Regions from separate parts of the Mus musculus genome. Here regions 1 and 2 are each linked to region 3. Evidence: chromatin loops called from intact Hi-C (ENCODE). Cell type or tissue: left cerebral cortex. All regions are shown on one strand. Links, peaks and the distances in the headings refer to the core of each region. The heading gives the core; the rest is flanking DNA. Region 1 overlaps Slc25a17 (solute carrier family 25 (mitochondrial carrier, peroxisomal membrane protein), member 17). Region 2 overlaps Slc25a17 (solute carrier family 25 (mitochondrial carrier, peroxisomal membrane protein), member 17). Region 3 holds the start of Mchr1 (melanin-concentrating hormone receptor 1).

Evidence for each region. A loop is a pair of places that touch in the nucleus more often than their neighbours do. Peaks named below come from ENCODE experiments on the same cell type or tissue, not always from the same donor. Only the 100,000 strongest peaks of a DNase experiment are listed, where the experiment ranks them.
Region 1: a loop joins it to region 3, with 2.6 times the contacts of the local background. A loop is called at or near these places in 6 of 42 quality-filtered maps.
Region 2: a loop joins it to region 3, with 2.4 times the contacts of the local background. A loop is called at or near these places in 2 of 42 quality-filtered maps.

Annotation. Positions count from the first base shown.
Region 1 is chr15:81,342,793-81,352,932 of GRCm38, forward strand. It overlaps Slc25a17 (solute carrier family 25 (mitochondrial carrier, peroxisomal membrane protein), member 17), which reads right to left. Exons shown (of 9, transcript NM_011399.3): 2 at 1,309-1,369. Among named protein-coding and RNA genes, the nearest start is that of Slc25a17, 13 kb to the right of the region's middle. In left cerebral cortex, for the core only: no CTCF peak of the experiment used is centred there; a DNase peak (open chromatin) is centred at 4,898; H3K27ac peaks cover 1,230 bases.
Region 2 is chr15:81,331,509-81,341,648 of GRCm38, forward strand. It overlaps Slc25a17 (solute carrier family 25 (mitochondrial carrier, peroxisomal membrane protein), member 17), which reads right to left. Exons shown (of 9, transcript NM_011399.3): 3 at 8,466-8,532; 4 at 6,428-6,579. Among named protein-coding and RNA genes, the nearest start is that of Slc25a17, 24 kb to the right of the region's middle. In left cerebral cortex, for the core only: no CTCF peak of the experiment used is centred there; a DNase peak (open chromatin) is centred at 5,284; H3K27ac peaks cover 279 bases.
Region 3 is chr15:81,234,361-81,244,500 of GRCm38, forward strand. Mchr1 (melanin-concentrating hormone receptor 1) reads left to right here and starts at 1,139. Exons shown (of 2, transcript NM_145132.2): 1 at 1,139-1,495; 2 at 2,773-4,604. The coding sequence starts at 1,414. The coding sequence ends at 3,752. 8430426J06Rik (RIKEN cDNA 8430426J06 gene) reads right to left here. Exons shown (of 2, transcript NR_077230.1): 2 at 8,294-9,059. In left cerebral cortex, for the core only: CTCF peaks have their summits at 1,342 and 5,052; DNase peaks (open chromatin) are centred at 1,237, 1,877, 2,142, 2,845 and 5 more places; H3K4me3 peaks cover 3,791 bases; H3K27ac peaks cover 3,717 bases.

The sequences.
Region 1 (10,140 bases), core at 918-8,917, 110 kb after region 3:
TAGGCCGCAAAATCACCCTGGAGACAGAGTTCAAGTGGAGCACTTGCCTAGCACACGGGAAGCCCGGGTCTGGCTGCCTACTGTAAAAGCCATGGAAGTTTAGAAAGAATGGTAATGGCTTGAGATTATAAATGTAAGAAGCCCTTTGGTCTCTCATCCACTATGAGTCTTCTAAGAAACTGAAGGCTGGTAGCCAAAGGGCAGTCCTTCTCATCAGGCTCTGATGTCTCCAAGGGGGGCACCCTCGTGTGAATGATTGAGGTGGAAAAATCAGGAAAGCTGAAGCTGACTAGGCCAGTTTCCCTGTGTGTCTGTCTCTTGTAGCAGCTCCTCACTTTGTCCCAGTACTGATTCCTTTACCAAGCCTGCCAGTACCCGACCTTGGGGCTGACTCTCTTAGGATATATTTTGGTTTCCACGGTGAGCTCTGCTCAGACTTGTTTGGTGGGCTTTACACTGCAGTGCCCAGACACCAGTGGTATAAGTGCAGTCCCAATTCCACTGCCCACTCACCCATCATGCAGTACATCGTCCTAGTTTGGAAATCGATCACACGGAAGCATAGAGAGTACATTTCTCATCTGCCTTTTCTAATAACTGCTAAAGGAAAAAAAATACCTTTTTTCATGTGTGGGCTTGCTACGTGATAAAGTCAGTGAGATGGATTTCAGAAGGGCAGGTGTCTTGGGGTGCTGCCATGAGTAAAAGCTGTATGTAATCACTTCCTAGTGTGAGGAAATTCACCCTTGGCTTAACCCTTCAGGCCACCCTTTTTCTCTTCTAGGAGCCTGAAGAGCCTTGGTATTGAAGACTGTTTCTTAAGTAACTGCTAGTCAGTTTATAATAGAAACTTCTCCCATACACTTATTCTAACCTTTCCGACTACACATTGGGGAATTCCCTCTGTGGAATTCTCGACAGGTGACCCTCTAATTTACTTCAACTTAAGTTGCCACAATTATCCTTGGAGAACAATATGGGGGTGAACACTCCGTGGCCAAGCACTGGTCTAGTTGCTGTACAAAGCTTGTTCTCCCCCAGTACGGGAAGAGAAGGAGTAGGGATCAGGTATTTAAGTCAGGTGCATAGCCATAACGCAAGAGCTTTAGAGGCGGAGGCAGGGGGATGAGCCATGGTTAGGCTAGATAGTGAGTTTGAAGCCAGTTGGGCTATATATAACCCTGTCACAAAACCAAGCAAGCAAGCAGACAACAGCAGTATGTAGACAGAATATCCTTATCTCGGTGCAGTATGGAGTAGAAGATGTTTCCCAACATCAAAGGATCAATACATGAGATCATTACTCACCCTGAAGCCGAAGTCTAGCAGTATCCAAGGGGAAGAACACTGTCATGGCAGTCACACTTCCCTGCAAAGTTTTAAAAGGGCTTTAGCCATTACAGTAAATAAACATGGGCCACAACTTTAAAAAGATGGGTGTGGTTTTTCTTTATGTCTACACGCACGTCTGTCTGTGCATTATTTGCACGCCTGGTATAATGTGGAGGCTAGAAGAGGATGTCAGATTCCCTGGGACTGGAGTTCAGATGCTTGTGAGCTGGTATGTGGGTCTGGGGACTGAACCCAGGTCATCTACAGTAGCATCTGGCTGTATTTAAAAAAAAAAAAAGATTTATGTATATGAGTGCTCTGTCTACATATTTGTCTGCACACCAGAAGAGGGCATCAGATTCTATTACTATAGATGGTGGTGAGCCACAATGTGGTTGCTGGGAATTGAATTCAGGACCTCTGGAAGACCATCGAGATGGTTTAATCATAGCCCCACCCAGACTACAATTTTTAAACTATCAAAAACTCATAAGTAATGTTTGGCTGTGGTACTTTGCATCTGCTCCCATCAATTGCTAAGAACATGGCCCACAGAATCACAGACTGGAACTCCTGGAAACTTGAGAGATCAGGGGACCTGTAGGGTCTGACCCAGGTCCTCTGCTATACATGTTATGGCTAAATAGCTTGGTGTTCTTGTGGAAATCCTAACAGTGGGAGCAGGGGCTGTCCTTGACTCTCTTGCCTACTTGTAGGACCCGTTCCCCTCTACTGGGTTGCCTTGTCCAGCCTTGATGTAATGGTATATGACTGGTCTTACTGTAGTTTGTTATGCTGTGTTTGGTTGATGTCCCTGAGAGGGCTGAGATGTTCTTCTCGGTCTGAGGGAAAAGAGGAGAGGAGAGGTGGGAAGGAGGGGAACCTGCTGTTGGGATGTAATATAAGAGAAGACTAACATAATACTACAAATAAAAACTGCATACCACATCTAATATAACACGCTTGAATCAAAAGAAAAATATATTATGTAACATTAAAAAAACCACAACTAATTGGTGCTATCAGTTAAATTAAATTCTTACCAAATAAACACAGTACTTCAATCGATTGGGATTATCCACATATAAAATTGCATTATTAGGTATTTAGAAGGAGAGTTTAATTTTCCAAAAGAAATACCTTTTGTTTCTCTGATACTGAAAAAGAAACAAATCTATAGCACATTTGAAGACAGCAGATAAATGGAGTTTTGACTTTTTTTCAGGTCAGTTGCTACTACGATGCCTCTGATACTCCCCAAAATCAAAACAGTCGATAATCAAAAAATATAGTCTAAGTTGGATATGGTAGCACACATCTTTAATTTCAGAATTCAGAGGCAGACTGATCTCTATGAATTTGAGGCCAGCTTGGTCTACATAGCAAGTTCCAGGATAGTCAAGGCTACATGGCAAGACCTTGTCCCAAAAGACCAATATGTGTATGTGTGTGATACATATGTACATATATGTGACTACTTCCTAATAACTTAATATAATCACCAAAAATTGAAAAGGCATGCAAGAATCGTATTATGATTTGAAATGTGTGTGTGTGTGTGTGCGTGTGCACGTGCGTGCATATGTGTGTGTATGCATGGAGAGCCCAGAGGCTAAAGTATAGTTTCTTATTTGTAACTAACTATGAAAATGTCACAGTGTGTTGTAGTTTATTAACCAGCTGACCTTAAAAAAGGAAGATTATTTTGGATGACTAAGTGAAAACGAAGAAATTACTGGACTCCTTAAAAGTATCAGGGGCTGGCAAAATCACTCATTGAGTAAAGGCTCTTGGTGTCAATGTGATGACATCAGTTCAATCCCATGACCCATATAATGGAAGGAGAGAACTGGCTTCTACATGCTGCTCTCTGACCACCACACACGTGCACACATATCTACACATATAAATAAATTAAATGTAAACAAAAAAAATTAAGAGGGGTGTAGGGGTGCAAGTCTCTAGTTCCAGCACTTAGGGATCCAAGGCAAGCAGATCCTGGCTTGAGGCCAGCCTGATCCACACAGAATTCTGAGCTACATATTGAGACTCTATCTAAATCAAACCAAACAAAAGACAATCTTTAAAAGGGAGGAGGAGGAGGAAACAACTCTGGGTTCTATTCCCAACCCTGGAGGAAAGAAGACTCGGGAGCAGGTCAGAGGAGTAAGTAGGAGAAAGCAACTGGGTGTAAGAAGAGACTCCAACTACGAACTCTGGCGATGGAGGAAGAGGCCACTAGTCAGGAAATGTAGCAGCCTCTGGAAAGTGGTCAAAAGAAGGAAATGATCTTTACCTAGAGCAGTGGATCTCAACCTGTTAATACAGTTCCTCATGTTGTGGTGATCCTCAGCCATAAAATTATTTCCGTTGCTACTAGAAGTGTAATTTTGCTACTGTTATGAATTATAATGTAAATATCTGATATGCAGGTGGTTTTAGTTGACCCCTGTGAAAGGGTCGTTCAATACCCCCAAAAGGGGTCTTGACCAGGGGCTGAGAACCACTGCCTTGAAAAAGAAACATAGCTATTGCAATGTCTTGCTTTTTATTTCAATAAACCTGCACTGGCCTACCTTACAGATGATAAACAGGTATGGTTTTAAGCTACTTGGTAGGCATGGTCACATTTGTTATGTAGAAACAGAAAACTGATACAACAGAGGATAAACCCTGGGAGGCAGAAGGAAGCCCTGTAGTACCTTTCACAGTAGTCAGGGAATCCCAGTCCAGCTTCTGGACTTCCCTAAGGTGACCAGAAATATGCAGGTAGCATAGGAAGCTAGCTAGCCAGAATACCAGCCTGACTTATCATCCCTGGAGACCAGCAGCAGTAAATAAACAGAACTCAAAGGATAGGACACACACACACACACACACACACACACACACACAGAGAGAGAGAGAGAGAGAGAGAGAGAGAGAGAGAAAGCAGAGAGAGCGCTCCCCTATGTTTTGTTAGAAACATGAATGTGAAGCTTAAAACTTGAATGCTGAGATGGGAGTTTCTGATTACAGCAATACAGTGTCATAGGCGACATGCTGCTAATTATCCAGAAACCCTGAATAAAATATAACAAACACCCTTCTGCTTACTGCAATGCACTAGAAAGTACAGGAGAGCCTTGGAGGGCTAGAGATTAGCCATCCACAGGGTTAAGCAGGTTCGTGTATTCCAGGGGCTGCAGGAGCTTTTTGTCTTGCTGTGCTTTTAAAACTGAGGTAAAATCCGTACAGTACAACACTAACCATTGTGGAGTACACCTCAAGGGCTGGGATGCACTGGGCTGCTGTGTGTTTCCTCATCAAGAAACACAAAGGGCTGCTTTCACATGCACTGTTACCTGCAACAAAATATTGTACTTGCACGCCTTATACTGAGTCACACAAACACATTATTTTCAGAATCTGAATTAAGTTTCTCTAAATAGATTTATATTTTTCCTGAGAACAATTTGTTCAGTAATACAGAATGAGAAGACACAGATGAGAAGCAGGCATGCTGTACCACAGTGTTGTGCCAGAGGCATAAAATAAACCCACTGAGTCCCACAGAACTCTAACTATCTGAGTAGGAGTGCTATTGCAGACAATAATTACAATTCACAAGAATCTATTTCCAGAGAAGTCTATTTCAGAGATTTCGTTCTCTCACCAAGACCATTTTGAATTATAACATTCTGTGTTAGGAGAACAAGTAAACTCCTATGCTGCACTGGCACTTGAAGCCAGTAGGTCCCTACAGCTGGAAAGCCAAGAGCCCAGGCAGCCCAAAGGCAGAGTGGCAGAGGCAGGGTGTAAGCACCCAGACTCTACCAAATACATATACACCTTCTTTCACTTCTTTTTTATTAAAAAAAAAAAAAAGTATTACATTTGTGTGCTTGCACGTGTGTGTGTGTGTGTGTGTGTGTGTGTGAGAGAAAGAGAGAGAGAGAGAGAGAGAGAGAAAGAGAGAGACAGACAGACAGACAGACAGAGACTGAGACTTGTGGGGGGTCAAAGGGAGCAAGGTCATCAGCCCAGGCATTAAGCACCTTTATTTCAGCAGCCCTTGATTTTTTTACCCCCTCTTTATTTGTAAGTGTGTGAGTGTACACCAACATGCGTGTGGATGCCCACCAAGGCCAGATAAGGCATCAATCCCCTAGAGCTGGAGTTGTAGGTGGTTGAGCTGCCTAATCCGGTCCTAAGAGCAGCAAGTGCTCTTGACCTGAATCATCTCCCCAGCCTCACACAGATGACTTACTTTCATTTGTTTATTTTTTTAGACAAGTCTCATGTAGCCGTTGGCTGGTGTGGAATTCTCTATGTAAACCAGGCTAGTCTTGAACTCAGTGATCTGCCATCCTCTGCCTCCTGAATGCTGGGATCACAGATGTGAGATATTACATATACCCAGCTCTCTTTGTTCAGGGTTAGTTTGTTGTTGTTTTGTTCTGATCCTCCTGCCTCGGATCTACAGGGATGGCACTGAGGGTGTACACCACCATGCCTGTACTGGCTGGTTTTGTGTGTCAACTTGACACAGGCTGGAATTATCACAGAGAAAGGAGCTTCAGTTGGGGAAGTGCCTCCATGAGATCCAGCTGTGGAGCATTTACTCAATTAGTGATCAAGGGAGGAGGGCCCCTTGTGGGTGGGACCATCTCTAGGCTGGTAGTCTTGGGTTCTATAAGAAAGCAGGCTGAGCAAACCAGGGGAAGCAAGCCAATGAATAACATCCCTCCATGGCCTCTGCATCAGCTCCTGCTTCCTGACCTGCTTGAGTTCCAGTCCTGACTTCTTTTAGTGATGAACAGCGGTGTGAGATGTGTAAGCTGAATAAACCCTTTCCTCCCCAACTCGCTTCTTGGTCATGGTGTTTGTGCAGGAATAGAAACCTGCCTGAGACAATGCCCAACCACATACAACATTTAACTTCACTCTGCCCCTCACAGAAGTGCACACGATGCACACAGATACCACTATGCTTAACTGTAAATACTTAAAACAAACAAACAAACAAAACACATGAAAGAGGGCCTGGGGATGTGGCTCAGGTGGGAGAGTTGGCACAGCCATTCCTACTGGAAACAGGGAGAGTCATGAAGCCAGCACAGTTGCTGGACACAGTTCCAGCAAAGCTGAGTGGATCGCTACAGTCACTGTCCTATCTCAAGCTTTTGGTCTCTGCGTGTTGCATTATTGGGAATTTTCTGCATTATGATTCATTTTATGTCTTTTCCTAAGGAAAAAAAATATGCCTGAATTCTTTTAGGAACATCCTAAGATTAGCTTTGTCTGGCCACTATTTAGAAGTCTTCCTTATGCCCTGGAGATCGATAAGCACATAGCTTAATGAGGCTATTACTCCAGGAATCTGCTTGGGGTATCTGCCCCTGAGCTAACTCCAAACAGTATAATTGGTACAGGGTAAACTGTTGACTGGCCAGGAGGATAGGGTACAGATTCAAGATACACACACACACACACACACACACACACACACACACACACTTAGAGCTCTCTTTTTCTACTTTATAGCCTAAATGATCAAACATATAGTTAAAAAAAAAAGTTAGGTATTAGTATTTGCTACTCATAAGAAGGCTGGTTCAAGCCAGGCATGGTGGCGCATGCCTTTAATCCCAGCACTCGGGAGGCAGAGGCAGGTGGATTTCTGAGTTCAAGGCCAACCTGGTCTACAGAGTGAGTTCCAGGACAGCCAGGGCTATACAGAGAAACCCTGTCTCAAAAAACAAAAACAAAAAAAAAAAAGAAGGCTGGTTCAGACAATTTTTTGTTTGTCTGGAGTGCTTTCAAACAGCAAACACACCAACCTAAAATAAAAACTGCCTGTCATATAATAAATGCATGCAGGCTGGAGAGATGGCTCAGTGGTTAAGAACACTGACTGCTCTTCCAGAAGTCCTGAGTTCAATTCCCAGCAACCACATGGTGGTTCACAACCATCTGTAACAATTCTGCTGTATCTGAAGACAGTAAGGACACACTATAGTGTGCTCATATACATTAAATAAATAAAATCTTAAAAAAAAAAGAACAACAAAAATTTTTAAAAATGCATGCTTTGGGGGCTGGAGAGATGGCTCAGCGGTTAAGAGCACTGACTGCTCTTCCGAAGGTCCTGAGCTCAAATCCCAGCAACCACATGGTGGCTCACAGCCATCTGTAATGAGATCTGACGGGCCTCTTCTGGTGTGTCTAAAGACAGCGACAGTGTACTCATATAAATAAAATAAATAAATCTTAAAGTAACTGTAAAAAAAAATGCATGCTTTGGAGGAGACATTCTTTAGAGTCATTAAATTGAAGTTATAGGGTTAACAGTAAGAATAAAATCCATTCTGTTTGTATTTCTGAATGTAACTGAACTGTAACCCTGGACATGCAATGACAAGTCAAACACACTTTCTGTACCACTTAGGTACTCATTAGTTTGCCTCTGTTCTGGGAAGCTTGTATAGACAAAGAAGCACCTGGCTGCTCGCCAGTCAGTCAGAGCTGCTAAATTCCCAACCTGCCTCCCCCAACTCCCTATTGCCTCTGCAGGCTACCCTGTCAGCAAGGACCCTCCAACTCTGCTTTCTGTGCTGAGAAATAATGCCCCTAGCAGAGTGACTGCCTAGCATGCACAAAGCTCTAGGCTGGATCCTCAACAGCACATAAACTGTGTGTAAAGGTGTAGGCCTGTAATCAGCCTGGGCTATAAGACTTTGTCTCAAAAATAAACAAACAAACAAACAAATAAATAATACAAATAAGGTGTGTGTGAGGGAGGTGGAGGGAAGGCTCAGAGGTTGAGAGCACTGGCTGCTCTACCAGACGATCAAAGTTCAACTCCCACCACCCACATGGCAGCTCAAAACATCTGTAATTTTAGTTCCAGAGAATCCAAGATCCTCTTTGGCCTCCACAAACACTAGGCATGCACTAGGTATATACATTCAGGCAAAACACCCTACATATAGAAATAAGTAAATAAAACCATTTTTTTTTCTTTTCTTTTTTTCCAAGACAGGATTTCTTTGTAACTCTGGCTGTCCTAGAACTTGTTTTGTAGATCAGGCTATCCTCGAACTCAGGGATCTGCCTGACTCTGTCTTCCAAATACTAGGATTAAAGGCACGTGCCACCACCATTCAGCTATAATGAGTATAAACAATCTTTTTAAAGAGATGAGAGGGCTAAGTGTGATGACTCCTACCTGTACTGTAGCTCTTGGGAGGCTAAGGAGGAGAAAGGTTATGAATTGGAGGTCAGCCTGGCTACGCCCAGGCCAGACTGGGACACACAGAATACTGAGACTAATATGCTCTGGGAGGTCTCAGAGTATGATCTGGAGAACCCTGACTGCATCTAAGGTCTTCCTAGGAGTCCGGATGATGAAAACTATGTATTATAAGGCACACATGTAGAGGTGAGAGCACAACTTGCAGGAGTTGATTTTCTGCTCACAGTATGAATTTTAGGATGAAACTCATGCTGTAAGGCTTGGCAGCAAGGGCCTGTATCTGCTGAGCCATCTTGCTGGCCCCAAACCTGTTGATCCTCCTGCCTCCACCACCTGAGTGCTGGGAATACAGGAACATACTATCATGCCTATCTCAAAATTATTTTCAGAAGACTTATTACAAAGTAATAAGACACAACTTGCTTTCAAAAATTCTTATTCTCCCAGTATGAGGGGAATTTTCCACTCGTTACATGTGTTCTTGCAAACAGAAAAAGGAATCACATAGTCCAACATCTGCAGATACACAAGTACCTCCTCTAATCTTTAGAAAATTATAACCTAAAAATGTTTTTGTTGACATGTAATGGATATATTTTTAAAATTTCCCAGTTTGCTTGCTTTCTAATATGGAGGTTTTGGGGTTTTTTTGTTTGTTTGTTTTCAACAGTACAATTTCAAGTAGCCCAGGATGTCCCTGAACTATATCTACAAATCCAAGAATAATTTTGAACTCTAGATATGTCTGTCTCCACCTTCTAAGTGCTGGAACTTCAAAGGTGAACCTCTATACTTTGCTGAGAATGCAGTAATTATTAAGTGAATAAAGTGGTCCTGGGATCAATTTGAAAAGCAAATTGCCTTTAAATATAAAAAATATAACATTAATAACATATTCTATTATCTCCAAGCAATCACTTGTAGTATTGCTTTCCCCAGATCTTGTCATATCAATGGAATACAAACCAGCAGATGACATGACCCTATCTCTATATGGCCCAATAGCTCAACCAGAAAAACTCTCTAGGCACCTACTAAATGGTTTCATTGTTTTTCTGTTTTGTTTTGTTTGTTTGTTTTGAGATGGGGTGTCTCTCTGTAGGAGGGGTATCTCTATGTAGCCTTGGCTATCCAGGAACTCACTATGTAGACCAGGCTGGCCTTAAACTCTGAGATCTGCCAGTCAATGACTCCCTAGTGCCATGATTAAAGGTGTACATCACCACGTCCAGCCACTTAATGGGTTTTTAGTGACAAATGGGATATGATGACATAAAATTATATTTTGGTTGGTGATGCAAAAGTGAATGCTTGGTCCTCACCCCAGGCTGCTGGCATACACCTGCTCATAAAACCCTTGGAAAGGCATCTAATACCCTTTCAGTGTATTGGAAGGGTAAAAGATCGCTCAGCAGGCAAAAGAGTGATTTCAGTCACAGTACCTAAGTCTGGTGGCTCACAATGGCCTGTGACTCCACCTCCAAGGGATCTGATGCCCTCTTCTGGCCTTTGTGGGCACCTGGCATGTTCCAGTACACAGACTTACATGCAGGAAAAACACTTATATACAT
Region 2 (10,140 bases), core at 1,501-9,500, 98 kb after region 3:
AAGGAGCACGGGAACGCCACCCTACTCCCCAATCCAGACGAAGGGGCCAGGGAACAGCATCCCAAATTCAGCAGGATTAGAGCAATTTTTAAATGTAGGCTCTTGGAGTCTGGAAGAGGGTCCACTCTGGTGTTCCCTTATTTGCCTAAAGATGACATCCTTGAGTGTCACAGGAGAGAAAAGTGGGTTACGTTACTACCCCTGGATAGACTGTCACAAACAGCAATCTGTCTCCCCTGCCAACTCACTTCCAGGGAGAATCACACAAACTGCTCTGGTCTCCAGGTGCACTCATTCTCTCTAAAAGCCATTTACTACCACTCAAAAACGACTCTTGGACAAAGAGGAGTGCATAGGTTATTCTGTAGCCACTGACCTGAGGTTGCTTCCTGTGCAATTTAAGTACATTTGTTCTATTGCATGTCCTGTCATTGCTCCCTAGAGAGGCAGTGGGTATTTGTGACTTTCATTCTTTTGTTTTGTTTTTTTGAGACAGGGTTTCTCTGTATAGCCCTGACTGTCCTGGAACTCACTTTGTAGACCAGGCTGGCCTTGAACTCAGAAATCCGCCTGCCTCTGCCTCCCGAGTGCTGGGATTAAAGGCGTGTGCCACCACGCCCAGCTTGTTTGTGACTTTCATTTGCCACTTCCTAGCATCCTATCTTTTTTTGGGTGGGGATTGCTTTTTGTATCTTTTCCCTTGCTAACCTGTCCACTGTCAGCTCATTTCAGGAACCTTTCCAGGGTAAAGAAGCAGCTGTTGTTCATCCTCACAGCAGGAATAATTGGGACACAGCTGTTTACTTCTGAAATCTTAAAAATAAACAGCTTTGTTCAGGGGGGAGGATGAAAATGTGTCTCAAATGCACAGCTGGAAAGATGGCAGCTGATGCAGGAAAATGTCCAGGGCTGGGGAGATGGAGTTCAGACCCTCAGCACCCCAATGAACATGGACACGGAGTGGGCTCCAGGCTCAGTGAAAGAACCCCATCTCAAAGGAACACGGCAGAGAGCTATAGAAGGCAACATTCAATGTACTCTGGCCTCTACAAACATGAACGCATGCACACTACTTAAGTAAATACATTTTAAAAAGAAAAAGAAAATGGCAGGTCGAGGTTGGGCGGCTGAAGCAGGAGGATCATGAGTTTTTTTAGTGACTCATCTCAAAAGTCAATTCTTGTCCCCTCAAGACAAAATGAAATAACCCAAAATGGCAGAGGAAAGCCTCAAGTGTAACCCACTGTCTCCCTAGGGAGGAGCACAACATGAATAAACCTGGCTGGCCAGATCAGATCAGAGGCAGGAAGTACGTTGTCAACTGGCATTCAAAAGTGCTGCTGCTCAAAATTACAATTCATAAGCATGGCAAACATTGTCTTCATTCATGAGATCTAGTCCCAGATTCTCCCAGGTATGTCTATTGGGCTTTCCTGTAGAAATACAATAAATAATAAACAACTTCTAAGATTCAAGCAGAGTCTGAATAACAACAAAGCTAGAGGTTCTCACCCTGTGGGTTGCAAACCCTCGGGGTCCCAATGACCCTTCTGCAGAACGCTTCTGTAAGCGTGGCTGAAGACCACTGGAAAATCCAGATATTTACACTACCACTCATGACTCACAGCAGTAGTGAAGGACAGTTATGATGCAGTCATGAGGTAGCCATGAAAATAATTTTATGGTTGGGGGTCACCACAACCCGAGGAACTATATTAAAGTGTCGCAGCATTGGGGGGTTGAGAACCTGGAAAGCTGTGCCTTGCTTGCCTCAGAGTAATGGAGACTTGTTTCTCCAGAGTTAACACAGTGACAGGGCTCAGAGAAAAGACGGCTCTGATTACTGCAAGAATGGGTATGGATTAAGATACAAAAACGTGTCATGGCGAGAAGTTTAGAATTGTAAAAGTCATTTCCAAAGCCTCTGTACCGCTAGAAAGAAGGCCTTCTAACCGGGAATCTCAGAATCGCAATCTTGTAATCGTTCTTTAATTTCAGGTTTCCTGGGTACAACCGCACTGGAATTTTCAGGTGGTTCTTTGTCATGTGCTACTGGGTAGAATGTTGTTGGGGACAACTGTCCTCCAGGCATAGTATGGTCATCACTATTTTCATTCCTCTTGTATTTCATGTCTGCATACTGTGAGAACTTAAGCAGAACATGTATGCACAGGAGCCTATGGAGGCCAGAAGAGTCTGAGCCCCTTGAACTGGAGTTACAGACAGACAGACAGCCGTGAGCCTGAACAATCTTGTGGGCGCTGGGAACTAACCCTGGGCCACTGCAGTGTCTCCAGCTCTGGTCATCACCATCTCACACCCACTCACAGAAGGAGTGGGGATGGACCATGGGACCCCATCTTAGACTGTAGCCAATCTTTTCACAGCCCCTCCTCCCTCAGTTGTGGGTAACTCTACCCAATCTGTACACCGCCTCAAGAAGTGCTAAAATATACAGGAGAGGCCAACTTGACTAGAGGAGGTACTTATTTATGTAGCTCTCAGGAAGTAGCCATCCATGCCGGAGGGAGACTCCCTAGTGATGTAGCTGTTTTGGGATCACCCACAGTCTTATAACAGCTTGAGTATGCTCCTCTAAGTAAGGTTAATAAACTCATTTGTCCATCAAGCTGAACTTGGCAGACATCAGAGTGTATCTTCTCAGGAAAAGTCATGCAACACTTGGCTCAGCCAGGGGCCAGTAAGAGCAAAGATGATCTTGGGAGAATGTGGAGTGGCATTGCTCCTGCTGTGGGTGGGAAGCTAAGCCCTCTAGTGCAGAGCATCTTGGACTAAAGAGGGAGAGGATCCCTACACAGCCGTCCATCCATGTGGTAGGGAACGGCATGCCTTCCTGCTATAGTAGTTACCTTGTTCTTGCCACACAACCAAAGCTACTCTGTCTGAAGGTGGTGTCTGTGGGGTAATCCCAGAGTGCCTTTCTTCCTCTATGTGGTAGAGTGCCACACTTCTTATCACATGAGTACAGGGACATCTCCAAAATGGCTGACAGACAGAATGACTGGGATCCCCGAAATGTGCAGGTAGGGGATGGAACTGTTAGCAGACTGTGGCATCAGTTGGGGTCGGGGTGGAGAGCTTAGCTGTGAGTGATAGACATGCAGTGAGGCTCAGCTGTCTGCCCAGAAGGAACACACCCATACAAAAGAATTACAAATAGAGGGCTGGAGAGATGGCTCAGCGGTTAAGAGCACTGACTGCTCTTCTGAAGGTCCTACACAACCATCCATAATGAGATCTGACGCCCTCTTCTGGTGTATCTGAAGACAGCTACTTAATAATACTTAATAATAAGTATTATTATACTTGTGTATAATAATAAATAATAAATAAATCTTTGGGCCAGAGCGAGCGGGGCTGGAGAGAACAGAGAGAGGTCCCAAGTTCAATTCCCAGCAATTACATGATGGCTTACAACCACCTGCACAGCTCTTATACATAAAATAAATAAATAAATCTTAAAAAAAAAAGAATTATAAAGAGAAAGGGGTGTGCACTAGCCGCTGGGCTGGCAGGAAGAGAGGGAGAACAGGGTGTGATGGCGGGCTTGGCTCCTGGGGGAGGCTGGAAGGGAATGAGCGTCCTCATTGGTTCATGCATCTGCACGTATGGTCTTTAGGGGAGGTTATGGAGCCATTTTGTGGCACCTTGCAGGAGGAGGGGCTATAGCCTTATCCCACTTCCAGCTCATTCTCTGCTTCCTGCTCTTAACTGATGTCTTGCTTCCTCTATTCTTCATGCGTGCTCAGCACAGTGGTCAATGGTTTCATGTTAGAACACCAGGGAGAACCTTGCGCTGCTGCTAAGGGCCCTCCAATCGCTTCCTACCTCCTGTCATGTGGAGTGCAACATGGCCTGGCCCTGTTCTCTGCAGTCACATTGGCCTCGGCTCTGTTCTCCAACACTCCTGCCATGTTTCTGCATGTCTTTATCACCTATTTTAAAATGGCCACAGTGACCTAGGCGGTGGAGGTGTACACCTTTAAGGCAGATGGATCTTTCAAGGTCTACAGAGCTAGTCTAGGGCAGCCTAGACAACAATACAAAAAGAAACCCTGTCCAAAAAGGAACAAAGAAAAAGAAAAAAAGCCATGCTGTCTAAAACTGTCCCTTAGCTAGCCTGCCCAGCTCTCTACCCTCCTCCTCTGATGAAATCTGCCCTTAGCCCTTCTCTTCTAAGACACTGCACATTTGATTTATCTTCCCGATTGTCCTTCTTACATCACTGGACTGTAAGCCTCAGGAGGACAAGGACTCTCTCTTCACTTACTACTGCCGTCCTTGCCACCTAGAACTAAGGTCAACAGAAAGAAGCAGTGACAGACATAACACTACAATGGTTTTAGGGGCTGGGCCAGGTACCAGAAGTTTATTACAAGGCATGAAGGATTCCTACAACCCAAGAATGCAAAAACAGTAGCTTGGTTTTAAAAAAAAAAAAGGCCAAGAACTGGAAAGGACACTTTTGTAGAGATAATATACAAACAAGCAATGAGCACACACACACAAAACACTCGACGAAGGAAACACGCACTGATTAAGAGAGAAAGCAATGCCGAGAGAAGAGTGAGAAGCCTACTAACAATCCCTGGACCATAAAGATACAGCTGGCATGGGCACTGCCCCAGGGCCAGACAGAAGACTACGGCTCACTCAGCTACACAGTCACTCCACCTTCCATGCAGCACAGGACTCATTGTTCACTTGGAGCACAGGCACAGAACAAGTCTGCCCCTCCTCATGCATCCAGACACCACTGCCTGTGCAGCAGCACATACAAGGTACACACCAGTAAGTCCTTAAAGGAAAATGGGTGCCACCCTATAGAATCATCAAAGTCGGTTGGAACCTTATGGTCACATACCAGAAGAAGCAGGCCCTAGGACAGATAAGACCAAGGAAAGGTGAAACACCCTCATCTGAGCCTCTTGAAGGAAATGTCTAACACTACAACGTTGACAGTCCACACTGACCTATCACCTGACCATCTGGCATGTGTGCCAAGGGACTAGTATAGGCAGCAGAGATGTTCTAAGCACTTTAGGGACTGCAGCCCAGCTTTGTGCCACTGCTGACACAGCCTACTTCCACTGCCATCTGATAGTCTACCAGACCGTCCACGGGGACCTGCCCCTCACTTCTGCAGCCTCCACAGCCTGTCCACATTGGCAGCAGCTTTCTTCTACTCTGAGGCTCAGTTCCAACCTGTGAAATCTACAGCCTGGCTCCGAGGTAGGGGCATCTCCGGCAGCTCTCCAACAGGCTCATTTGCTAACACAGCACCCCAGAATCTCTTTGCACCCACCATCCTCCTGCCTCCACCTCTTTAACCCTCTGTGTCCCTTAGTGCTCACACACATCATTACAGTTGATTATAATATGAGCTCTAAAAGATAAGATCAGTGGCTAAGATCACAACAAAAGAACTGCCAGCTACCAAGGGAAATTGGGACACCGCAAATTACAGCCAAAGAAACAGATGGAGCTTGTAAATTTATCCTTATTCAAAAATTCTGACATTGTGAAAAGAGATTTATGTGTCCATCATTGCTTCTGACATGGCACACTCACAACAATTACATATGATATTCGATACCATTTGAGGACATACATACAAAAGTACTTGAGACGAGGGCATCTTTTTAGGTGCCCAGCCCTGTGTTCATGGAGCACTATTCACAACAGCAAGTGGTGGATGCCACCCAAGTGTCCGTTAGCAGATGAGTGGATTCACAAATGTAAAGCAGTCACACCGCAGAGTGTTATCTACCTGTGAAACGCTACAATATACTTGAATATCGGGGATACTACTGACTGAAATAAGCCTGCTACAAAAGACAAATACCATACGATTCCACTTACAAGCAGTAGCTAACGTAGTCAAATCCTTAAAAGCAGAAAGTAGGATGGATGATGGTTACCAAGGGCTGGCGAGGGAGAGACAGGGAATTTACTTTGGGTGTATGAGGTTTGTAAAATGAACACCTCTGGTATCAGTTTTAAAATGCAAGCATATTTCATATGACTATCTTAAAATGGCTAGTGACAAATTTTATGTCATGTGTTTTTAAGTTCACATTAAGAAGACATGTCAGTGCTGAGCGGTGGTGGCGCATGCCTTTAATCCCAGCACTTGGGAGGCAGAGGCAGGCGGATTTCTGAGATCGAGGCTAGCCTGGTCTACAAAGTAAGTTCCAGGACAGCCAGGGCTACACAGAGAAACCCTGTCTCAAAAATACCAAAAAAAAAAAAAAAAAAAAAAAAAAAAAAAAAAGAAGACATGTCAGAAAAACTGGTCATATTCTCTGTAGTATTACTGAGTGCTAAAATCATCTCTTAGAGGATATATGAAGCATAGATCAACATTAAAATATAAACATATTTTATACACAGAAAACTTTGTTACCTGCTACAAACCCAACCACGAGATCTTTTCCTGTAGAAGAACGCTGACCTTTGACCCACACTGCTTTGAGGCTATTAAAAGTGTAAAAATAGACAAAATTGGAGCAGCAGAGACTGGAAATAACTGGAAACCATCCTCGGTATGGTGCCAGGCTACGGAAAAAACACAATAAACAAAGTAAAGATCATGAACAAAAGCCATGGGCAATTGCCAGAGAGGCCTGTCAAGGTTTGAATGTAAGCCACTCCCTCCAGGCTTATGTATGTGCATGCTTGATGCCAACACCTCTACCCACAACTGGTTTAGAAGGCTTCGAAGTCTGTAAGAGGTAGATCCTTGCAAGAGGGGACAGTCACTGGGGATGTTCCCCGTCCCACTTCCCGTGGAGGCAATGTGATCAGCTGGCATGCCTGATCTATCATGATGGACTGTGAAGGAAGTCAGAATAAACCATCCCTCCCTTCTCTTGCTTGACATAGAACTGAGAGAAGTAAGTAGTATGAAGCCAGGAAAAGTCTGGCTTCTACTGACAATCTCACGGTATGACAAAGAGCAGGACATCTGCAGCACCTTAAAAGGTTCTCCCCACAGGTGCTTAGAGCTGCAGGAAGTAGCTACAGCATACGACAGAAAGCACACATGGACCACAGGAGGCCAGCAGGAAAGAGGGGGATGTTTCATCATACTGTCTAGCCTGACCCTGAACACCTGCATTAAGCAGTTCTTCCCCAGCCTCCTACAGAGCGGGCACTACAGGTACGCACCATTGTACTACCTCGGCACTCATTATTCTTATTGAGAATACATTGGTTCAGAGGTGAAGAGCACTGACTGCTCTTCTAGAGGTCCTGAGTTCAATTCCCAGCAACCACATGGTGGTTCATAACCATCTAAAATGAGATCTGGTGCTTTCTTCTGGCATGCAGGCAAACTTAAAACAAGAATTAAAATTCACATCTTTAATATCAGCACTCAGGAGGCAAAGGAAGGTGGATTCCTATGAGTTCAAGGTCAACATAGCTTGTCCCAAGCCAGCCAGGGCCTTATAAGGAGACCTTATCTTGAAAAGAAAGTGGAGGGGAGAATATATTATTTTAAACTGTCATAGAGGTTAAATGCTCTGATGCACATAACTGACAAACTCAAAAAAGTCTTATGATATGTGTGTGTGCTAAAGACGGAAACACAGGGAGGGCAAGTGGAAACGTAAAAATGGTCAATAAAAGCGTAAAGCGGGCAGTGATGCACTGTACCAATTTCAGTTTTGAAATTGTTTGCAACTCTGAAATTATCTCAAAATAAAAATTCAAAGAAATTTAAAAAAGAAGAAAAATAATGCAATCTGTCTGGATGCAACTGATAGGAACAAACTCTGTATGTGTGTGTCTTGTGCAATGTGTGCTACTGGCACTGAAACCAGGCCCTAATATGAAATCAGTGAGCTAAATCCTCAACTCTTGAGCAACAACACTATTGCTTTATTAAACATTAAATTTAGCTGGGCAGTGGTGCCTTTAATACCAGCACTTGGATGGTAGAAACGGGTGAAATTTTTCTCAGTTGGTCTATAGAGTGATTTCTAGGACAGCTAGGGATACACAGAGAAACCCTGTCTCAAAAAACCAAAAAAGAAAAAAAATTTTTAGAAGGTGCCATTAAAAATAAATAAATAATTAATTAATTAAATGGTGGAGGATAGAGAGGGCTTAGCAGGTAAGGGCATTTGTTGCTCTTGAAGAGGACCTGGGTTTGGATCCCCGGACCCACATGGTGGTTCACAACCATGGGATCCAACACCCTCTTATTGCTTCCTTGAGCATCCGACACACACATGATACACAGACATACATGTAAGGAAAGTACTAACACAGAGAAATAAATCTAAAAACAAAACAAAAACCAAACAGATATGTAAGGAATTAAGAATGCATTTGGCTCTATATGTCCCGAGCCTCTGAGCAGGGACTTCAAGTCTCACTCAGCATGGAAGTCTTCATATGAGGCGCTCTGATGGAGCTGTGAAACAGGCAGTACTCACAGGCCTTCTTCCTTAATTATCTCCAGGAGCACTGCATGCGTCGTTTTTGACTTTCTTTTCTCATCGACTGTAAGAATGAAGACAAGTATTATCTGCAGCATCAGCGAGCTTCACCAAAGCGCCATCACTTCATCTGCATAAACTCACTTGTTCTTTGAATTCCCTGCTTTGCCTCAGACCCTCCAGTGTGTCTAGCCAATGGCTTTACTTCCCCAGAGAAAATTCCGTGGGTTTCATCTGTTACTCAGAAAGAATTTTAACTTAAATCCTAATTGCCACAGTAATGCTGAAATGCTATTTCTGGAGTTTTACTAAGCTCTTTCTTAAAATATTTACTTTCTTTTTAATTGCATGTTTGTACATGTGTTTGTGTGTCAGTGTGTGCTTGAGTGCAGGTGCCCTTAGAGGCCAGAAGAGGGTATAGGACCCCTGGAACTGGATTACTGGGAACTGAATTTGGGTCCTCTAGAAGAGCAGTGTATGTTTGTAACCACTAAGCCATCTCTCTAGGTCCATACAGTCCATGTCTCTACCCTTCCTTCCCCATTTCCCTTCCATCCTATGCATGTGTGTCTCTGTGACTTTATGTGTGCCACATGCATGCAGGAAATCTTGGAGTCCAGAGAGCATCAGATCCCCTGGACCAGCAGAGACAGACAATTGTGAACCTCATGATGTAGGTGCTAGGAACCAAACCTGGGTCCTCTGGACCCATAATGTTATGAATTCATAAATATTTCTAATGGCTTAGCCAGTTCTCTAGCCTCACATAGTGCTCTTTTTAAAGCCAACATGCATGTTCTCATTTTTATTTCCATACCTTATAAAGGAAACTGACTACTTTCTTCTCTTTTAAAAAAATTTTATTTATTTTATTTTCTATGTATGAATGTTTTGCCCTACATGCACTATATGTATGCCTGGTGCCCAGGGAAGTCAGAGAGGGTGTTGGATAATCTACAGCTGGAATTACAGATGTTTCAGAACCGCCATGTGGGTTCTGGGAATTGAAGCCAGGTCCTCTGTTAGAGCTACAAACGTTCTTAACCTCTGAGCCATCTTTCAGCCTCTACTCTCTTCCTTTATGAAAGAGGCAGGGAAATAAAAGCAAAGCCAGGATTAAAGCCCAGATTTCCAGCGTCTGGCTTTGTGCTGCTTCCTAGCCTTGAATCCCAGGACAACGCCCTCATTTCTTGGGCACTGTCACTGAAAACAATATCCACATTTCAATTAACTTCAAATTTCCTGCCCACGCTATAAAATTAATCTGAAAACATAAAAATGTGGAAATGAACCAGTTTCTCTAGAATTAAAATTGGTACCAGTATATCTTATGAAATGGCAAGTTAGTCAGTCCCCATTAAACGCAATTTGGCATTTACTCAAAATCACACATCTACCCCTTGATGTGGAAGAAATCTCACATCTGGGAATTTATCCCATAAAGTTTACAGAAACAAAATGGCTTATGAACAAATCTATTATTACATGGTATTTGCAAGAACAATAACAAAAAAGTAAAACAACCCAAGACTTCTTTCGCAATAGGGCAAGGGTAGGCAGCTTATGGTGCATGCAGACTTGACAACTGGCAGACTGGATAAAGAAAAACACACTGCAAAGTTTCAGGGGGAGAGGAGCTGGAGAGAGAGCCCAGCAGTTAAGAGATCTGGCT
Region 3 (10,140 bases), core at 766-8,765:
GAAATACACTAACCATCCCACTGTGCCTATGGTCAAACTACCATCTGGTTCTCTCTCTCTCTCTCTCTCTCTCTCTCTCTCTCTCTCTCTCTCTCTCTGTGGGGGGGGGGGAAGCCCTGAAATTCTCATCCTCCTGCCTCCACCTCCTAAGTGCTGGGATTACTGGCATGCATGTCCAGTTTATGAGTATAGGGGATGAAACCCTGAGTTTCGTGCCTGTGAGACAAATACTCTACCAACTGAGCTCCATCCCCAGCCCCCATACAGCCTTATTTTAAGTTCTTCATGCTGGTGGATCAAGAGGCCTAGAAGAAGAGGTATACTAGGGACAATCAACAACTCGGCCTGAAAAACCAGGCATGTTCATATCCAACATCAGTAAGGAAGAGTATGGCTGGAACTCGGGGTAGCTATAAGGATGTCTCTCTGTGCTTCTGTGCTCGTTGATAAGGGTTAACAGGCAACCATGTTAGCCAAGGACTTAGGCTCTGCATCTGGCCCTGGTGGTGTAGCATTTGATTGTGAATCTCCCGGAGCTGTCAGCAGGAGTCTGCAGAGAGTTCTCTAATGCCTGTGCCCTCTGAGGCTACTGTCCATTCTAATCTCTGAGTGGACTTATTTATTCTCTTATGCTCTGATAATTGTTTCACAGAATCCCAGACAAAACCTCAGAACACTAGAAAATAAAACCCTCTGTGGCTGGCCTCCACTGATCTGTGCAGAGGGAAGTTTGTTCTGTCTGCACACCAGCCCCTGACTATTGGCACCACAGAAAGCCTGGAACCTCCTTTGCACAACTAGCAATTGTCATCTAGCCAAGGAGATGTTTGGAAGTTACCAGGACACAGGAAAGGTTTAGGGTGACCTCCAGAGTGCTTGGGAACCAAGGATGTGTCAGTCCAGGCTTGAGTCCCCAGCATTGAGAACAGTACCCCTGGCTTTTGCCACGTGGTCCAGCTTCTTTAAAGCAAGCATTGCTCCCCCACCCACCCCCTTTGCTTTTGCAAAGACCTGGATGGCCATGCAAGATAAGCGGTAGCCCCTGTGAGCTCAGAATTCAGCCCTGGGAGACAGCGCAAAGGCAGGCTCCTCCGCATGGGATGGCTTGAGCCTAGCTGCTGGCTCTGCAGGCAGTCAGGAGTAGGAGCCGCAGCCGGGACCGAAGAGGTTAACATGCATCTGCCTCCGAATGTTAATGTGTCTAGGTGATGTCAGTGGGAGCTGGGAAGGAGGGAGTGGGGCGAGCAGTTGGGCTCAGAGGCAGCAGAGGCTGCCAGGCGGTAGAGGAAGACCCTTTTCTGGACTGCGGGGCTCAAGCTCCGGACAAGGCGGTGGAGGGCGCTGGAGGCTGCCGCAGCCTGCGTGGGTGGACGGGCGCTCCACTCCAGGGAGCAGGCGACCTGCACCGGCTGCATGGATCTGCAAGCCTCGTTGCTGTCCACTGGCCCCAATGCCAGCAACATCTCCGATGGCCAGGATAATTTCACATTGGCGGGTGAGTCGAGTTGGAGTCCTCCCTCCTCCGGGATGGGTGTGGAAAATGGGAAGGTTTCACCTCCCAAGCCAAACTGCCTGGGAAACTTTATCTTACAGTTCTTGGTGATAAGATCTGCAGTCGGCTTTGCCTGAAGAGGAAGAGGAGAGGAGGGGACACCAGCTAGGACAGAAGGGGCAGGGAGGAATAGAGATGGGGCAGAGGCACATTTAGAAACAACAAGGGTTGGTGACAAGACGTGAGGCAGGCTTGAGGGGAAAGCTTGCTGATGAGTCCCAAATATGCTTTGCAGGGGGGGGGGGGGGGGAATCAAGGCTGGAGAAGCAAGCAAGCAAGACAGCAAGACAGCGGGCGGGTAGTATGTGGGAGCCAGCAGAAGCGCTTTGATTCACCGCTATCCTGGGCTCAATCCTCTGGCCTCGCACTGGGGAAATGGGGTCTGAGTGGTCCTTGCTGTCTTCTGGCAAAGGCTGCTGGGAGCAAAAGACTTCACAGGGCGTGAGAGGATTAACTTTTCTGGTGAATTAAGCTTCTTGACATTTGCAGAACGTCAATGCCTTAAAATTCTAGCTCTGAAGGAGAAGGGAATGAAGGGGAAAGAGGGAAGGTTGGTGTGGAGAAATTCCCAAGCTTCTGGGGTGTAACACAGCTCCAGTCCCTACCCTATTGGGAAAGCCCAGACTCAGGAGACATGGTCCAAGGAAATCCCTGACAGAAAACCGGGAGAGGGCAGGGCTGTGGAGCCTGAAACACACCCCACACCCATGGTGACAGTCACTTCTCACATATGCCTAGGAACCTATCTGAAACCTTTGGCCATCTCTCTCTGAAAAGATGAGGCTGCAAATACACACACACACACACACACACACACACACACACACACACACACACACACACACACACACACAAATGTCCTTCAAGCCTTTTTGACAAGGTTTTCTGGTGGATCCCGGGGATATGAAGTTGTTCTCAGCAGATATCTGGGAGTCTTGACTCCTGGCCCTCTGAGTAAATGGATGAAGCGAAGAAGAATGGGGTCCTCTGAGTAACAGGTGGATCTAGAAAATCCTATAGGAGTCACCAGGGCACGGTGGAGGAGGGTAAGGTACAGAACTAACAATAGCCCGAGAAGGGGAAACAGCAGGAGATGATTCCAGAGACGTAGTGACCCCAAGCTGCAAGGGAAAGCATGAGGGGCCAGCAGGAAGGCCGACATGGCAGGTTGTCAGCTTCTAGATCGGAAGGCGGGTCACACTTGCTCTTTCTATCCTCAGGGCCACCTCCTCGCACAAGGAGTGTCTCCTACATCAACATCATCATGCCTTCAGTGTTTGGTACCATCTGTCTCCTGGGCATTGTGGGAAACTCCACAGTCATTTTTGCCGTGGTGAAGAAATCCAAGCTGCACTGGTGCAGCAACGTCCCTGACATCTTCATCATCAACCTCTCTGTGGTGGATCTGCTTTTCCTGCTGGGCATGCCTTTCATGATCCACCAGCTCATGGGTAATGGTGTCTGGCACTTTGGGGAAACCATGTGCACCCTCATCACAGCCATGGACGCCAACAGTCAGTTCACCAGCACCTACATCCTGACTGCTATGGCCATTGACCGCTACTTGGCCACCGTCCATCCCATCTCCTCCACCAAGTTCCGGAAGCCCTCCATGGCCACCCTGGTGATCTGCCTCCTGTGGGCTCTCTCGTTCATTAGCATCACTCCTGTGTGGCTCTATGCCAGGCTTATCCCCTTCCCAGGGGGTGCTGTGGGCTGTGGCATCCGCCTACCAAACCCAGATACTGATCTTTACTGGTTCACTCTGTATCAGTTTTTCCTGGCCTTCGCCCTTCCGTTTGTGGTCATCACTGCTGCGTACGTGAAAATACTACAGCGCATGACGTCTTCGGTGGCCCCAGCCTCTCAACGCAGCATCCGGCTTCGGACAAAGAGGGTGACCCGCACAGCCATTGCCATCTGTCTGGTCTTCTTTGTGTGCTGGGCGCCCTACTACGTGCTGCAGCTGACCCAGTTGTCCATCAGCCGCCCGACCCTCACATTCGTCTACCTGTACAATGCGGCTATCAGCTTGGGCTATGCCAACAGCTGCCTCAATCCCTTTGTGTACATAGTACTCTGTGAGACCTTTCGAAAACGCTTGGTGCTGTCGGTGAAGCCCGCGGCCCAGGGGCAGCTTCGCACGGTCAGCAATGCTCAGACAGCTGACGAGGAGAGGACAGAAAGCAAAGGCACCTGACAATCCCCCCCGGTCACCTCCAAGTCAGGTCACCGCATCAAACCGTGGGGAGAGATACTGAGATAAACCCGGGGCTACCCTGGGAGGATGCAGAAGCTGGAGGCTGGGGGCTTGTAGCAAACCACATTCCACGGGGCCCACAAATTGCTAGGGAGGCTTGCAGCCAGGTTTGGGGGGGAAGCCTCAGACTGCAGGGATCCCCTTGACAGAATAGAAGCGGAGCAAGAAGGAAAGGGTGGTTTGACTGGTTCTCGGGGTCTGTATCTGTTGGCTCGCATATATCTTTCTCTCAAGGGAAGAAGGTGGAGGTGCCTAGCTGGGTTCCTTTAAAACTAGGCAGGGCTAGGATCTGAGCAGCTAGGGCTCTACTGTGAGACTGGGCAAGCCGAGCGTTCCCTCCCATCTCTCATTGGTGTTGATAGAAGGCAGTCTTTCTCCCAAGCTGGTGGATCTCCTGAAGCACGCTGCCTGGGCTCCAGCATCCTGTGCGGATTTCACGTTCTCTTTAGGGGATGCATGTTGACACTGGGGTGTGGGCTCTGAGCCCACAGGAGTTTAAAAAACCAAAAGAGCTCAGAGTGTCGAGAGAGATCCAATCACCGAGAATGACAAGGCAACCTGGGGTGGATGTGGATCTTGAAACTAATAAAAAGGGGTTTTCACAGTGACAGCGACATTCTCTTCATAGGGCACAGCTGTCAGTCTATGGCTGATCCAGAGCGAGCATCCATGAATTCTGCATGTGCAGGGGTCACTCTAATACCTGATATGTTGGCATCATCTTTGTGCTTGAGCCTTCCACTCCCAAATGGGAATGAAATAAAGGCAAATTCCCACCCACGTCATTCTGGAGGCTCCTGCGTAATTGCTTGTGCTGTGTGTGTGTGTGCTATATAAGGAAAGAGGGGTCACTTGAGTATTATATTTGGATCTTGTTTGGGGCTGCATTTTTAGGGTGCCTGAGGTTAAGGGATTTGGTTTTCTGGACCCACAGGGAGAAGGTTAGTGGTATTCATGGAGCTACTGTGAATTCATCCCATCGCGGGGCTGTGGCTGGACTTGTTCTGGAGACTCTGCATCCTGGCTTGGACTCCTGTTCTCATCAGTGCTGGTCCCTCAGGCCCCCCAAGTTCTATCTAGTGTGACTCCCCCAGACCCGACCCTCCCTGCCTCATGCTGAATCACCAGCTGCAGGGCTGGCTCTTGGGGGGGGGGGTTGGGGGAGTCTGAGCTAGTCTCTGCTTGATGCAGCTGAGATCTGCTGGGCACCTTAAAAGCAGATGACCACTCGGGCCGCTGGGAGGCAGTCGTGGCTGCTGCTTATTAGTTCTGTCATCAAGAGGGTGCAGGAAGCTGGAGTCGGCAGGATGCTGCCTAGCAGATGTTGAGGAGAGCTGAAACAAATTGTCCAGAGGCATCCTGGAGGGTGGCTTCCTCGGCTCTTGCTGGTCACTTCTCATTGCAGAGTTGCAGTAGTAGCTACTTGGAATACTTCTAGGCGGCCTCCTTGGGTGCTGGGGAGTCAGCCTCCTCATTAGTATTAAAATTTCTTGATAGGAGGTTAGCTCTCCTTCCTTCTCTAGCTGCCACAGATAAGCTTCCAGTCTAGATGAGGTGCAAACCCAGTGGAAGAAAAAAAGGGTCCTCGGGGGAAAGCGGATATGGTGGTGTGTGTGTGTGTGTGTGTGTGTGTGTGTGTGTGTGTAACCCCAGCACCAGGGAGGCTGAAGCAGGAAGACTGAGATTGAGAGAGAGAGAGAGAGAGAGAGAGAGAGAGCGAGCAAGCACAAGGCCTGGGGCCTGGAACCCACACAGGTAAAGAGGGGAGGAGAGAGCTGACTCCACAGAGCTCTCCTCGACACGCCACACCCACGCACCCCTCTCGATGATGATAATAATAAAGTTTAGAGAATAAAGGCGTTCGACTGTGAAAAGGGGGTGGAAAGAAAACTAAGAGCAGGAGGACAGGGAGGAGCCCTGGGAGGAGCATGGAAAAATGCTGTCCTTGGTGCAAGATTCGGTCATCATACCCACGAACTCACTGCAGCTGTGACAATGGCATAAGATCAAGTTCACGAGATTCGGCAATATTCCAACAGGCAGTATTAATCAGACTCAGCGGGTTATTAACAACACAAAAGGAATGGACCTGAAGAAGGGGGGGCATGCTACTTGGGGCGCCTGGGGGGGTGAGAGGGGGATTGGGGGTGCATATGATCAAGGTGCATTGCTTACATGTATGACATTGTCAAAGAATGAAAAGTATTCTAAAAAAAAAAAAAAAAAAAGGAGTACCAGGCCACCCTGGGTTACAAGAACCCTTCTAAGGAGAAAGAGTCTTACCGGAACCTTAAGGAAAACTAAGAAGGAGCAGCTACTACCACTAGTGTAGAAGGAGGCTTTCCTTTATCCAGCCTGTCTATGAAGAGGTTTCCCACGATTTCCACACCCACAGCACTCCTCTGAAACTGGGAACCAGATGAGATGGCCTCTCCTAGGAATACGTGTGACCAAGCCAATAGCTAACAATGGTAGCGACCTCAGAGATGCCAAGGAAGGGTCTTCCTTTCTCTGTTAATTGCCTAGGGAAGAGACTGAAATGGAAACAAAGTATGCGGAACTGTGAGAGTGAGTGGGTGGAGATGTAAACAGGAGCCGGTAGAAGAGGGGGAGGGATCAGAGATGGGGACCGCACAGAGTAGGGCACCTGGAAGGCTGAGAGGGATGGGAAACTCTCTCACTGGGAGTCAGTAGCCTGGGCAACTCCTGAGATGTGATCAGGTACGGTACGAGGTGGTACGAGTGAACACAGGCAGCCAGGTGTGGTGGCAATCACATAGAATCCCAGTGTTCAGGAGGCTGAGGCAGGGGATCACGAGTTTGAAGTCAGCCTGGGTTACAATAATAAGACTTTGTATGAAAAGAAGGACAAGGTGAAATGGAAGAGAGGAAGAGGAGGAAGAAGAGGAGAAGGAGGAGGAGGAATAGAAGGAGGAAGAGGAATAGGAGGAGGAGGAGGAGGAAGAGGAGGAGGAAGAGGAGGAGGAAGAGGAGGAAAAAGCTTGTGCTGTGAAGTCAGGATTAGGCCACAGGACAGCTTGCTGATATTGTCAGTAGGAATGGAGAATTCTGAGGAAGGCTGTCTCTGCAGGCTCATGGAATGCATAAGTGCAACTTTACTACCTTCTTTCAACTGAGGACCTGGCAAGCCACAGTTGGGGTCAGCACGGAAAGATGCAGACAGCTGGAGAAGCATGAAGACTGCACAGCTGATCTCCTTGTTTCCTTTCCCCCCTCACACCCCGCAGCTAGTCTGTCTCAGGGACCTCACCAAGTAATCTTCCAGAATCTAGGGAGCTTTCTACATTGCTTCTGTAACTCTCCCCAGGAAACATCTCTCCATTGTGAGAACGGCCCTCCTAAAATTCTCTGTGGTAGAGAAAGACCACAGCCAAGCTTAAGACCTCACAGTAGCTTACGGGTACAAAAGATGGGGAAAGCCCTCTGCACAGGGACCTTCAGCGGCAAGAGCTCCACACAACAGGGCTACCAATTATCTTCTGCTTCATGCATCATCTGTTATTCATTTTATTATTTTATATATGTGTGTGAGTCCATGTGTGTATGTGTGTCGAAGTCTGAGGACAACATTCGGTAGTTGGCTCTCTCTTTGTACCGTGGGTTCTGGGACTCAAACTTCAGTTATCAGGTTTATGTGGCAAGCTCCTTTACCCGATGGGCCAACTTTCCTGCCCCTTTCATTTTTGTCTTTGGTTTTGTTTTTATAAATTGTAGTAAAATCTACACTTTGCTACTTTAACCTTTTGTTGTTGATGTTTGTTTTGTTGTTGTTGTTGTTGTTTTGCTTGTTGGGTTTTTTTGGTGCATTTGTTTGTTTGCTTTCTGGTTTTTCTCGACAAGGTTTCTCTGTATAGTCCAGGCTGTCCTGGAACTCACTCTGTAGACCAGGCTAGCCTCCAACTCAGAGATCTACCTGCCTTCTACCTCCCTAATACTGGGATTAAAGACATGTGCCATTACCACCCCGCTTACTTTGACCATTGTAAGTGTATAGATGCATCCACATTACTATGCAGCTGCCACCATCCAGGTTCAGATTATTCATCATCGAAACTAAAGCTGCAATAAATACTAACTCACGGGCAGGTAGGATGGCTCAGACAGTAAAGTGCTTGCCATGCAAGCAAGAAGACCTGAGCTTGAGCTTCAAATCCAGGTAGAAAAGCTGGGTGCAGTGGTGTGTACCTGTAATTCTAATGCTAGGGAGGCAGAGACAGGAGGGCCCCTGGAGCTCACTCCCTGCGCAGCTAATTTTGCCTAATCAGTGAGCTCCAGGCCGGTGAGAGAGTCTGTCTCCAAAAACATGGTGGAACTGTCGAGATGGCTTACTAGATAAAGGTGCTTTCTACACACATACACACACGCACACACACACACACACACACACACAAATAATGTGTAAATGTAAAAGCATAATGATAAAGATGCAGAAACACGAATGTCTCCTAAGGAGCAGCACTAAGTTTTTCCCTTGGCTTTTATTTGCACCCAAATACACACATGCACTCACACAAAATGAATACAAACGCAACACTCTCCCCTGCCTCCAGCTCTTGGCGGCCACCATTCTATTTTCTAGGAATCTGACTCTTCAAGACAGCTTCTACAAACTACACGTCATTTGTCCACGATTTGCAACGGGCTTATTTCTCTTCACGTGATGTCTTTAAAGTCCATTGGTATTGCTGTGTACAACGGCCTTACCATGCTGTGCTTGTCTACAGCGACTGATGGGCACTCAGATGTCAACATCATTTGACAGTGAGGCTGGGTTAACTGTTGGAGTCTGGGCTTTTGGTTCCCTTAAGTATACAGCCAGAGGTGAAACGGAGGGATCTTATAGCAGTTCTATGTTTAAGGCTTTGAAGACCTGCCAAACTGCTCCCTACAGCAGCTGCATTGTCTTACAGTCTCATCAGCAACACACAAGGGATCCAGTTCTCAGTTCTCTATTCCCTTATACCTGCTTTGTCCTTTCTCGTCTTCCTTCTCTTCTCCTTCTCTTAAATGAAACCTGTTCAAATTGGTGCGAATCGGTCTTTGCTGCCTCATTATTAGTGAGGTGGAACACATTTTCATCGGTTCAGTCTTCATTTGTATAGATTCTTTGGAGAATTGTCTTTAAGCCTTTTGTCCATTTTTTAAATTGGGTTGTTCTTTTGTTATTGTTAGAATGATATTTTACTCAACTCAAATTAGTAATAATTGGTTCTGGATGCTTTGTTTCTAGGAAAAAAATAGATTAAAAAAAAAAACAATCTAAGTTTTCTCCTCTGCAGTTTAATGAAATTCTTGCCCATTTTTACAAAATTGAGTAGCATCTTCCAGATGACTCAGAAGGGTAAAGGCACTTCCCCATCAAGTTTGATGACCTGAGTTCAATCTTGGGCAATTCACATGGTGGAAAGAGAGGATCTATTCCTGCAAGTTGTCCCCTGACCCCAACATGTGTCCCATGGTATACAAGTGCCTCTGAGATACATGCACACACATAAACGGATAAACACACTTAATTTTTCTAATTTTAGGGTACAGGGAGATAGTTCAGTTAGCATAAAAACCTGAGTTTGAACTCCAGCACTCATGTAAGAAGCTGGGTGTGGCTATGTGTGTTTATAGTCCTGCAGACATGGGGCAAACAGATTCCTGGGTCTTGCTGCTTGACCTGCTGAGCCTAAACGAGCAGCCCAGGTCCCAGTGGGAGACATTGTCTCAAAGAACAAAGGGGATGGTTCATGACGAAGATAAGAAGATAGATTTTCAGCCTTCACACATACTTACACATGCAACTCACACATTGCACACATATGTACACATATACAACCCTTACACAAATTGAGCATATGGCTGAAGAATATGAGTTTCCCACTTACCTCTTCCTCCTCTATGGTGGTTTCAATAAGAATGGCCCCATGGGGGCTCATATATTTGAATACTCTGTTAACAGGGAATAGCTATTTGAGAAGAACTAAGGAGTGTAGCCTTGTTGGAGTAGGTGTGGCCTTAGTGGAGGAAGTATGTCACTGGGAGTGGGATCTGAGATTTTAAAAGCCCACATCAGGCCTAGTCTCTTCTCTTCCTCTTCCTCTTCCTCTTCTTCTTCCTCTCTCTCTCTCTCTCTCTCCCTCTCTGCCTACTGATAAGAATTTAGCTCTCAGCTACTTCCTCAGCACCATGATTCATGCCTCCATGCTCCCTGCTGCTATACTTCCTGCCATGATGATAATGGACTAAACCCCTGGAACTGTAACCCAGCCCCCAATTAAATGCTTTCTTTTTAAAGAGTTGCCTTGGTTGTGTGTGGTAT